2 separate regions of the Homo sapiens genome follow, and region 2 is linked to region 1. The links are chromatin contacts, found by Hi-C or POLR2A ChIA-PET in ENCODE. All regions are on one chromosome and are shown on one strand. The core of a region is the stretch at or near the end of the contact, and the rest is flanking DNA. Distances in the headings are between cores, read along the strand shown.

Region 1 (5,619 bases), core at 1,746-4,245:
CCTAGCTGTGGGCTCAGGCTTCCCCAGGGAGTGTGGGCCTGGCCAGGCAGGTAGATTGGCACTTGGCCCATGCCTGGCCACTCCCTGAGATCCACAGTTTCCTGGGGCCAGGGAGGCTGAGTCCCAGGGCCTCACGCACTGTATGTGCTGCAGCTTGGAGAAGGAAGCCCTGGAGGGCAGCCTGTTTGAGGTGCAATGGCAGCTGGCCCAGCTTGAGGCCCGCCGGGAGCAGCTGGAAGCCGAGGGGCAGGCCCTGCTGCTGGCCAAGGAGACCCTGACTGGTACGAGTGGCTGGGGACTTGGGGGGAACACCAGGTTCCAGCCCAGACTGCAACCTCCCAATGTCTGTAGTCTCACAGAAGTTGGGAGCACTGGAGTAGGAGTCTGGCTGGCCTGGGTTCCAGTCCTGTGCCACCACTTAGATCTCACCTTCCCTTGAGCAAGCCCCTTTCCTCTCTGGGCTGCAGATTCCTCAGCTGATGATTGGAGGTGGCAATGCCCACCTTCTAAGCCTGTTGCCAGGATGACATGGGAAAAGCGTGTAAGGCCGTGGCACGGTGCCTGGCTGAGTCAACAGTAACTGCTGTTCATCGGTCATCAGGCCTGTTAGTCTGAGTTCTCTGTGGTTTTCAGATGACTCTCTTGGCCCCAGAATCCGAGCCCCACTTCCCTGCACCGTTCCCCATCGAATCTCTGAACTCAGGGCTTCTTTCTGCTCATCTAACATTAACTAAGCACCTACTTGGGTCATGGAAATTAATTTTCCTGTCCATGTACACCTGAGCCAGACAGAACCAGGAAGGGAAATGCTGGTGGGTTTCCAACCCGGGAGATGGTTTTTAGATGATGGCTATACCATTTCCATTCCCTGTAGTCGTTTCCATTAATGCTGATAGTTAATGCTTGACAGGTATGTTCATGTCAGTCATTAAAGGAGATGCTTTATGTGTAGCTGTGCAGCTGTGGGAAGTTGCTGCTGATCTCCTCTGATCCTCCATTTCATCATCTGTTAAACGGGGATGAGGATAAACTACATAGGCATGTTATGAAGACAAAATGAGGTTATGTCTAAAATACTTAGCTGGGTGCTTGACGCATAGTAAGTGCTGAGTCAGTAATAGGGTTTTTGTTTGTTTGTTTGTTTTTGTTTGTTTGTTTTGAGATGGAGTTTCACTCTTGTTGCCCAGGCTGGAGTGCAATGGCGCGATTTTGGCTCACCTCAACCTCCGCCTCCCAGGTTCAAGCGATTCTCCTGCCTCAGCCTTCCAAGTAGCTGGGATTACAGGCACGCGCCACCATGCCTGGCTAATTTTGTATTTTTAGTAGAGACGGGGTTTCACCATGTTGGTCAAGCTGGTCTCGAACTCTCGACCTCAGGTGATCTGCCCACTTCGGCCTCCCAAAGTGCTGGGATTACAGGCATGAGCCACCGCGCCCAGCCTGTTTGATTTTTTGAGACAGAGTCTCACTCTTGTCGCCCAGGTTGGAGTGCAGTGGTGCGATCTGAGCTCACTGCAACTTCTGCCTCTTGGGTTCAAGCGATTCTCCTGCCTCAGCCTCCCAAGTAGCTAGGACTACATACGTCCGCCACCATGCCCAGCTAATTGTTGTATTTTTAGTAGAGACAGGGTTTCACCGTGTTGGCCAGGCTGGTCTTGAACTCCTTACCTAAGGTGATCCACCTGCCCCAGCTTCCCAAAGTGCTGGGATTACAGGAGTGAGCCATGGCACCTGGCCTAGGGTTGTTATATGTTTGACATCCGTCCCATTTGGGAGGCCTTCTCATCAGTCATTTTATGCCTTTAATGCCATTCTAGGTAGGCAGGAAAGGGGTCAGGGCCAGTGGGCCCATGTAGCAGATAGGGAAACTGAGGCCCAGAGAGGACAAGCCACTTCTTCAAGAGGACCCAAACTGGATGCCAGGCAGGCCCTCTGCCTCTGGGATTTTGCCCATATGGCTCAACTGGCCTAAGTCTGCTGGCCCAAGGAAAAATTTCAACCCAACCCTGCCCTTTCCCCCATTCCTCTCGTGCAGGGGAGTTGGCGGGCCTGCGGCAGCAAATAATAGCTACGCAGGAGAAAGCCAGTCTAGACAAGGAGCTGATGGCCCAGAAGCTGGTGCAGGCTGAGCGGGAGGCCCAGGCCTCTCTGCGGGAGCAGTGGGCAGCCCAGGAGGAGGACTTACAGTGACTCCAGCGTGAAAAGGTTCAGGCAGCTGGGGAGGGGTGGGCAGAAGTCTGAGCCAGTGTTTCATCATCGTTCTTGCTCTGCCTCGGTCTGTACATCTGTGAAATGGGACTCCCTCTCTGTTGTGGAGGCCCTGGGGACAGCTGGGAGGACTGGAGGGGTGGTGGGGAGGTTGTGGTCCTTATTAGACATTCAGATACCCAGGTCCCAAATCTGGTCCAGCCCTGGTAATCCTGATGCAGAGGGTCCACAACCACATTTGGGAAATGTTGACCTAATGCACAGCAGGAAAGCACTTTCATTTGCTAAGAAGTTTCCATATGAAGGGCCACGCAGACCTGAGCATGTAGAAAGGCAAGGGGCCAGGGAAGTTACTAGAACACTGACTCTGGGGTTATATTGCCTGGGTTTGAATCTAATCTTGGTCGCTTACTGGTGATGCTACCCAAGGTGTCTGTGCCTTCATTTCCCCACCTGTAGAAATAGGGATAGGATAGTGGAAGGTATTGAGGATGAGCTGAGACCATCTGCATAGAGGGCTTAACATAGTGACTGGTACTTAGCAAATGCTCCATGAGTTATGATTGCTGGCACTGGCATGCTCTCCAGAGTGGCCCTCAGAACAGGGGCCCTCAGCCACCAAATCCTAGACAGGGCTTCCTCTGACAGAGGTGCAGGCTATGACTACATGGCTCCAGGGCATGCCACTCACCCTGCAGTCCCCATGGCCTTGGGTGGTGGTTATCACGCTTCTCCATCAGGGGGCGGTAAAGCTCTTTCCGAAAGTGCTGGGATTCCAGGCATGAGCTATGGTGAAGCTCTTAAAGAAGGGGTGGCTTGGCCGGGCGTGCTGACTCATGCCTGTAATCCCAGCACTTTGGGAGGCTGAGGTGGGCGGATCACGAGGTCAGGAGATCGAGACCATCCTAGCTAACACAGTGAAACCCTATCTCTCCTAAAATCACAAAAAATTAGCTGGGCATGGTGGCACGCGCCTGTAGTCCCAGATACTTGGGAGGGTAAGGCAGAAGAATCGCTTCAACCTGGGAGGCAGAGGTTGCAGTGAGCCAAAATCACGCCACTGCACTCCAGCCTGGGTGACAGAGCGAGACTCTGTCTAAAAAAAAAAAAAAAAAAGAAGTGGCAGCTCTGTCTGCTTCTCACAGAGTTGCTAGGGACAACTGCTGAGGCAGGCACCTGCCCTCGGGCTCCCCGGGTGGGCTGCTATTTGCCTGTGGGCTCTGCCTGCCCGCCTGTCCAGTCCCCAGGGATCTGAACTGTGACCTCCCCCTTGCTCTTCTTGCCCTTTGCATTGCCTGGCTTGGCCTCATTAATGTCCCCAAATCTGTGTTCTTCTCTCCAGCTCCTCTGGCAACCCCTGACCCCCTTCATTCCTCACAGCCAGTCCTAACTCTCCTCCATCCCAACCCCAATCCCTCTTCCACAGCTGTCGGAACATCCCCTAAGCTAAAAATCAGATTGCTCCTTGTCACCTTGGCTCGAGTCCTCTCTCCCACTCCCCTCACTGTCCTTAGAATCCCCATGGCCCACACGGCCTGTCCTGGCCCAGCCACTGCCTGGGGCTCTGGCCCTGTGACTCACCGTGCCCTGTTTCCCTCTGCACCCTGCATCCTGTAGTCCTTTCCAGGGGCTGTGCTCTTGGCCTGGGGTGGTCTTTTCTCTCCTTACCTGGCTGACAGTTACTTGTCTCTCCGCAGGGGATCATGTTCGGACCCCCAGGCCAGCCCACTGCTGCTCCTTGGCACTTTCACGGCCCTGGCGTGTCCCCGTCATAGCCCTTATCAGTCCCTTGTATTTACCTGGTCACCCTCCATCTCTGAGGGTATGGGGGCCAGATGGCTCTTGCTGCCCTGATGTTTTGGGGGGTCTGCCTGGGCCCCTCCTGGTGTGTCACACGCGTCCAGTCCTGGCCCCCTAGGAGGCAGCATGGCGGGAGCTGGAGGCCGAGCGGGCCCAGCTGCAGAGTCAGCTGCAGCGTGAGCAGGAGGAGCTGCTGGCCCGGCGGAAGGCTGAGAAGGAACAGCTGAGTGAGGAGATTGCTGCCCTGCAGCAGGAGCATGACGAGGGCCTCCTCCTGGCCGAGAGCGAGAAGCAGCAGGTTCGTGAGCCCTGGCGTGGCCTCTGCTGCTCTCTGAGCTGCTCCAGTTCTGGGGCCGGGCCCTGCTCTGCCACTTGGCAGCTAGGAGCCCTGGGGCAGGCCACTGCCCTCTTGGGGGCCTCAGTTTCCTTACCTGCAGGAGGGGAGGATTAGAAGGGGGTTCGTGAGGCTTTGCTGTGCTCCATGCCTGGCACACAGTGAGCACTTACTGAGTGACAGTGACAGTCGTGACACCAGGAAAGCTGTTCCATATTCTCCCATGCCTCGTCCCACCCCACGCTGGGCATGGATCCTCATGGCTGCCTTCTGAGCAGTCCCCACGATGCCCACAGGCATCAGCTGACGTGTCCCCCCAAATAACAAATCCCTAACTTTCCTATAATGTAACGGAGACAGGGCAGACTGTGCCCATCTCCTCTCCTCACCAGCTGTGTACCTGGGCGAGTCACTTTACCTCCTTGAGCCTCAGTTTCCTCATCTGTAAGATGGGTAGAAAGAAAGACTCTGCAGTCAGGGTGCTGTGGCGGGTTAGTGAGCTCTATGAGTGGTATCCACGTCCGGGATTCTTGTGACTGCCGTTGTGCCCTTTTCCAGGGCTGCATGTCTGCCCTGGGTCCACCTGCAGTGGCACACTCAGGCCTCTAAGCCCCCAGTGGGCACATTTCCTAGGCAGCAAGAAGCCTGAGCATGCCCCCAGGACCAGCCCATCCCCCAAGCCCTTTGTCCCCTGCCTCTGCCCAGGCCTTGTCTCTGAAGGAGTCTGAGAAGATGGCGCTGTCAGAGAAGTTGATGGGTACACGGCACAGCCTGGCCACCATCTCCCTGGAGATGGAGCGGCAGAAACCAGATGCCCAGAGCCGGCAGGAGCAGGACCGGGTAGGCCTGCCGTCGTAGGGAGGCTTGCGGAGCAGGAGCGCCCTCTCTCCACCGAGCTATCCCGCGGTTTCCAGCATCCCATCTGGCGGACTCCTCTTCCTCTCTCTTCTCCTACTCTGGGTCTTCTATCCTGGTGTTCCTTGAATGCCTATCTTCCTTTTGTGCCTCGGAACCTCTCACGCCTGCCACAAGTTACTCTTTTCCTTGGTAGTTCTGAACTTTAAATAAGGTAATGCCTGTAAGAATGCCATAAATGCTCAATAATTGTCATCTGTTATTATTTTCATCAGTAACATCATCTGAATCATCAGTATTGTCTGCTTTTAACAGCTGCATTTTTCATTGTCCAAATATAGTCACATACATTTGACCATTTTATAATTATTGAATAATAAATTTGTTCTGCTATTTTACAATGAAAAATAATGCTGCAGAGA
Region 2 (5,699 bases), core at 448-2,947, 450 kb before region 1:
CATGGAATCAAGTAAATCAATTAGATAATTCTGAATGCTGATACATGCAATGGAGAAGATAAAACAGGGTGACATGATAAAACATTCCTGGGGACAGGGGTGCCTTAGCTGTTGTTTTTTTGAAGATGTGACTAGAGTTGAGGCTTGGATGTTAAGAAGTAGGCAGCCATCAGGAGATTGTAAAGGAAGCGCATTCCATACAGAAGGAACAGCAAAGGGAAAAGCCCCAAGGGATAGCAAGTGTAGCAGGTGGCTGGAGCAGACAGAACCGGGGGAAGGGAGGGAAGCGAGGGAGGAGGGCTGGCCAGGAGCCAGATCAGAAAGGAATTTGTTGGCCACCCTAAGGAGCTAGGGTTATCTTCGGAGGATAATGGAGAGATTGCAGACCTTGGGGGGTCTAGAAATGAGGAAGGGCTGGCCGGGAGCGGTGGCTCACACCTGTAATCCCAGCACTTTGGAAAGCTGAGGTGGGCAGATCACGAAGTCAAGAGATCGAGACCATCCTGGCCGACATGGTAAAACCCCATCTCTACTAAAAATGCAAAAAAATTAGCTGGGCGGGGTGGTGGGCACCTGTAGTCCCAGCTACTTGGGAGGCTGAGGAAGGAGGATCGCTTGAACCAGGGAGGGAGATATTGCAGTGAGCTGAGATCATGCCACTGCACTGGTGACAGAGTTAGACTCTGTCTCAAAATACAAAAAACAAACACACACAAAAAAAGAAATGAGGAAGGGCTTCCTGGAGGAGGTTTCTCTTGAACTGATTAAAGATTAAAGTAAGTCCAGGCACAGTGGCTCACACCTGTAATCCCAGCAGTTTGGGAGGCCAAGGAGGGCGGATCATGAGGTCAGGAGTTCAAGACCAGCTTGGCCAACATGGTGAAACCCTGTCTCTACTAAAAATGCAAAAATTAGCCGGGCGTGGTGGCACACGCCTGTAGTCCCAGCTACTCAGGATGCTGAGGCAGGAGAATTGCTTGAACCCGGGAGGCAGAGGTTGCAGTGAACCAAGATCATGCCACTCTACTCCAGCCTGGGCAACATAGCAAGACTCCATCTCGGGGGAAAAAAAAAAGATTAAAGTAAGTAGAAGTTAATGTAGCAAAGAGGCACATGGATGAGGGCAGATTTTGGAGCCCTCCTGTGCCCTAGCCCCGTCCAGCAGGCCAGGTGGGACTCCCGCACACAAAAGGTAGCCTCTGCACACTCACTGGCACCCTCAAGGGCTGAAGCCTGGGCTCCCTGCCCTTCACACAGGCCGCAGCTGCAACTCACACCTACTCTTTCCCCTGGGACTCAAACGCCTTACTGCCTGCGCCAGGGTCTCTTAACCCAACCTAGTCTCCTTCCTGGGACTTCTCTGCTGATGTCACTCTGGGTCCGAGGTGGGTCCCAGAGACCAAACTCCTCTTGCAGGCCCTCTGGTGCGGTGGGTAATTTGCTGAAACTCCTCTTCCTCCCTTCTCCAGGTCTGGTGGTCGGAGGATGACCAAGGTGGTGCGTGACTTCCTGAAGGCCCAGCAGGTGCAGGCGCCCGTGGAGCTCTACTCAGACTGGCTGACTGTGGGCCACGTGGATGAGTTCATGTCCTTTGTCCCCATCCCCGGCACAAAGGTAAGCTAGCCTCCCGAGGCTGGAGTGAATGGGGTAGCAGCAAACCAATATATTACCCGCCCCTGCCAGCAGAGGGCAAGAGCTAGAGGAACTCGACAGCATAAAGGAAGGAGGAAGTAGGCTGAAGCTGGTTTGCATGTTGTTGCTGTGGCAGGTAAAATTTTAACCCCATAAATCCAAAATGTTAGCATTGCAACACATAATCAGCCTAAAAATTATTAACGAGAGATTTAAATTCTTTTCTCATACTAAATCTTCAAAATCTGGCAAAGATTTTACTCACATGACACACCTAAATTCAGACTAGCCACAGCTCAAGTGTTCAATAGTCACATAAGGCTAGTGGCTATTGTGTTGGTGGTAATGCTCTAGAGAGAAATAGGTTATGCACCTGTGGCACTGGAAAGAGGTTCTTTCATTTTCTTATGGGTACAACTTCATACCCTGGAAATTCTCTGCAAATTGTGTGGCTGCTTGGCAACTTGGAGATGTCCTGTCCAAGTCCACCTTTGACTCTGAGCCTTGATCTGGTGACATTGCTGAGGTAGAGGAAAGGTGAGAAATATTCCTCTGAAGCAGAGAACACCCTCCCCGTCAGCCTTTGCCACTCGGCATGGGAGGCCTGAGGCAATGAGCAGGCAAGGCACTGGGTCCTCAGCGCAGGGCCTCCCCGTGCTCCTTGGGTGCCTTCCCACTGCTGACTCTGTCCCTCTGGACTGTCTCTTGCAGAAATTCCTGCTACTCATGGCCAGCACCTCGGCCTGCTACAAGCTCTTCCGAGAGAAGCAGAAGGACGGCCATGGAGAGGCCATCATGTTCAAAGGTGAGTGGCCACAGGGCCTTGACAGGAAGTGGCGAGCTGGAGGCCCCAGAGAGACCCTCGGGAGGGTGGGGCAGATAAGCACTTTGTCCCTGAGCACCCAGCTCCACTTCCCTGGGTGTCTGGCCCGATCGGGGGTTTGTGAGGTCGCCATGCTGGGAAGCACCTCTGGCCTCCTGTGACCCTTGCTGTGGCTGGGTGGACTGTGAGCTGCCCACAGCTCCTTAGTGTCACCAGCAGTGCATAGCGCATCTTCAAGCCCTAGCGTATACTTTAAATGGCACCAGACCCAGTGGAGGGTTAAATGGTTGAAAACTGACATGCAGCTGGGTCTGGTGGCTCATGCCTACAATTCCAACACCTTTGGAGGCTGAAGAAAGAGGATCACTTGAGTCCAGGAGTTCGAGACCAATCTGGGCAACATAGTGAGAGCCCCATTTTTATAATACTTTTTTTTTTTTTTTTTGAGACAGAGTTTCGCTCTTATTGCCCAGGCTGGAGTGCAATGGTGAAATCTTGGCTCACTACAACCTCCGCCTCCCAGGTTCAAGCGATTCTCCTGCCTCAGCCTCCCAAGTAGCTGGGATTACAGGCAGGCACCACTATGCCCAGCTAATTTTTTTTTATTTAGTAGAAACTGGGCTTCACCATGTTGGTCAGGCTGGTCTTGAACTCCTGTCCTCAGGTGATCCACCCGCCTCAGCCTCCCAAAGTGCTGGGATTACAGGCATGAGCCACCACACCCAGCCTCTCTATAATAAAAATTTTGAAAAAGAAAAGGAAACTGATGTGCAATCTGCATTCAAGGAGCTTGTATTTTAGAAAGAGAGATAGAAAATAGATGCAATACAATTTAGGGACAGGAAGAAAAGTGGACTTTAGTGGGCAAAAGGCATGGTCAGACATCGTGGTTGTCAGTCCAGAAGTGAGACATTATCTTCTACGTTTAGACATTCACATAATTGGGACAGACATAGTCGGGATGAGGTTTGCATTTGAATTAATCACGGAAAGAGGGAAAGATGATCAGGTGGAGACAACCAGCCAGGTTAGAGACACCATGCCAATTCCTCATACTTCTTTTTTTTCTTTTTCAACTTCTATTTTAGATTTAGGGGGTACATGTGCAGGTTTGTTACCTGGGTGTATTGTGTGATTTGGGGTATGAATGATCCCATCACGCAGGTACTGAGCATAGTAGACAACAGTTAGTCATTCAACTCTTTCCCTCCTCTCTCCCTCCCCACTCTAATAGTCCCCAGTGTTTGCCATTGCCATCCTTATGTCCAACATGTTTTTTATTGTGATAAAATATACCTAATCTAACACATTTGTTATTTTAACCACTTGTAAGGACACAGTTCCGGGACATTAAATACATCTACAATGCTGACTAACCATCAGCACTCTCTATATCCGTTATACTTTTTTTTTTTTTTTTTGAGACACAGTCTCACTCTGTCGTCCAGGCTGGAGTGCAGTGGTGCCATCTCGGCTCACTGCAAGCTCCGCCTCCCAGGTTCAAGCCATTCTCCTGCCTCAGCCTCCCCAGTAGCTGGGATTACAGGCGCCCGCCACCACGCCCGGCTAATTTTTTGTATTTTTAGTAGAGGTGGGGTTTCACCATGTTAGCCGGGATGGTCTCAATCTCCTGACCTCATGAACCACCCGCCTCGGCCTCCCAAAGTGCTGGGATTACAGGCGTGAGCCACCATGCTCGGCCTATTTTTTTCTTAAATTACTTTTGTCACTTTTCAGGTTGGTATCCATAATATATCTCATGCCTGAAAGCCTGAGTTCCCGCAGCTGGTTGATACTTACATGACTGCCCCTCAGATCCAAAGACAGTGTTCCTGACTGTCACTGGTGTCTAGGACAGACAAGACCAATTTAACACCACCACCCTTTTTAAATTCCCCACTGATGGGAAGTTTGTTCTTGGATTGGCAAGCTTGAGTCCTGACTTCCTGGAGGCTTCCTCTCTAATATTAAACATACCCTCAAAAACTACCCATAGGATATAGGGACCATTATTTTTGTACAAATAGGGGCAAGCAGTGCCCCAGATTTCTCTTTGTATTTTAGAAAGAGAGATAGAGAGAAAATAGATAGAATACAGTTTGGGGACAGGAAGAAAACTGGACTTTGATGGACAGAAGGCATGGTCAGGCATCGTCATTGTCAGTTCAGGAGTGAAACATTATCTCCTGGACTTAGACATTCATGTAATTGGGACAGACAGAGAGAGGATGCGCGGATGTGCAGTCAGCAGAGAGTAGAAGCACATAGGAGACCTGGGGAGGAAGGTGAACCAGGCAATGCCAAAGAGCCAAGATCTCCGCTGGACCAGAGCCCACAATGTTTGGGGAAAACACATCCCTTTAAAAGATGATAAAAACTACAGACTTGCCCTCCAGAAAAATGCTTATATCAATCTATCTCCTGAACTTGGATCAGTTTTAGAAAATCACAGATCCCTAAAGTTTTCTGTTTCTACCTGGACCCTCCCTTCTGAGTCCCTAAGCCTCAAAGATTACATCCGGCTTGTAGCTGGGCATCTTTACTGCTGTCCAGTTATAAACCTGGGAAGTGCAATGGACCAGCAGTCTCTTCCCAGATGAGGCCAAAATAAATAAACAAATAATAGGTTAAGAGCATAGGCTCTGGAATCAGACTGCCTGATCTGCACACCAACTCTGCCGCTTGCTAGATGTAAGTCCTGAGACAAGTCACATAACTTCTCTGTGCCTCAGTTTCCTCATTTTTCAGGGTAGTGACTACCCCATAGAAATGTGGGGAGGATCCATGAGTTAATTCAATGTAAAGCGTTTAGAAGAGCGTCGGCCACATAGTAGGTGCTCATTGAGCATTAGGCATTACTAATCAAGCTGGAAGCCACATAAGCCATCGTGTGGTACAGGAGGAAAACGCAGGCCACTCCAGAGCAGCAGCCAAGATGAGGCAGCTCTGGAAAACAGGAAGGGTGTCCCCTTTGGCCATGCTGCTTCTGCCACATTCATGCTGGTCAGCTGCTCATCCTTAGGAGTAGGCTGTAGGTGGGAGAACCAGGGGGCTACTTGTAGCACCCCTGATCCCACTGGCCAAAGCAAGAGCAAGGCAGCTGCCACCACTGTCCTGGCTCAGATGTCATGGTCAACTCTGGAGAAAAGAGTGTGTGCTGCCCTCCCCAGACAGAGGGGGGCCTGATTTTGCCTGGGAGTGCCCTCCTGTGATCCAGCCTCTCCCCAGTCCCATCTCCCCAGTC

Evidence for each region. A loop is a pair of places that touch in the nucleus more often than their neighbours do. ChIA-PET counts read pairs that join two places held with the same protein, here RNA polymerase II (POLR2A). Pooled maps may share reads with other maps.
Region 2: a loop to region 1 is called in a pooled map, with 5 times the contacts of the local background. The contact joins two enhancer-like sites. A Hi-C loop is called at or near these places in 2 of 50 pooled maps. POLR2A ChIA-PET finds 5 or more read pairs at or near these places in 3 of 52 experiments (K562, OCI-LY7 and activated B cell).

What each region holds. Positions count from the first base shown.
Region 1 is chr1:16,618,532-16,624,150 of GRCh38, reverse strand. It overlaps the pseudogene CROCCP2. Among named protein-coding and RNA genes, the nearest start is that of NBPF1, 7.8 kb to the right of the region's middle. RefSeq lists enhancers at 1-320, 3,593-4,261, 4,262-4,929, 4,930-5,598. Within about 2 kb of position 2,995, at least 4 of the 41 ENCODE cell types and tissues checked have a DNase peak (open chromatin) inside an H3K27ac peak, as active enhancers do.
Region 2 is chr1:17,071,594-17,077,292 of GRCh38, reverse strand. It overlaps PADI2 (peptidyl arginine deiminase 2), which reads left to right. Exons shown (of 16, transcript NM_007365.3): 12 at 1,470-1,614; 13 at 2,344-2,437. Among named protein-coding and RNA genes, the nearest start is that of SDHB, 20 kb to the right of the region's middle. Within about 2 kb of position 1,697, at least 2 of the 41 ENCODE cell types and tissues checked have a DNase peak (open chromatin) inside an H3K27ac peak, as active enhancers do.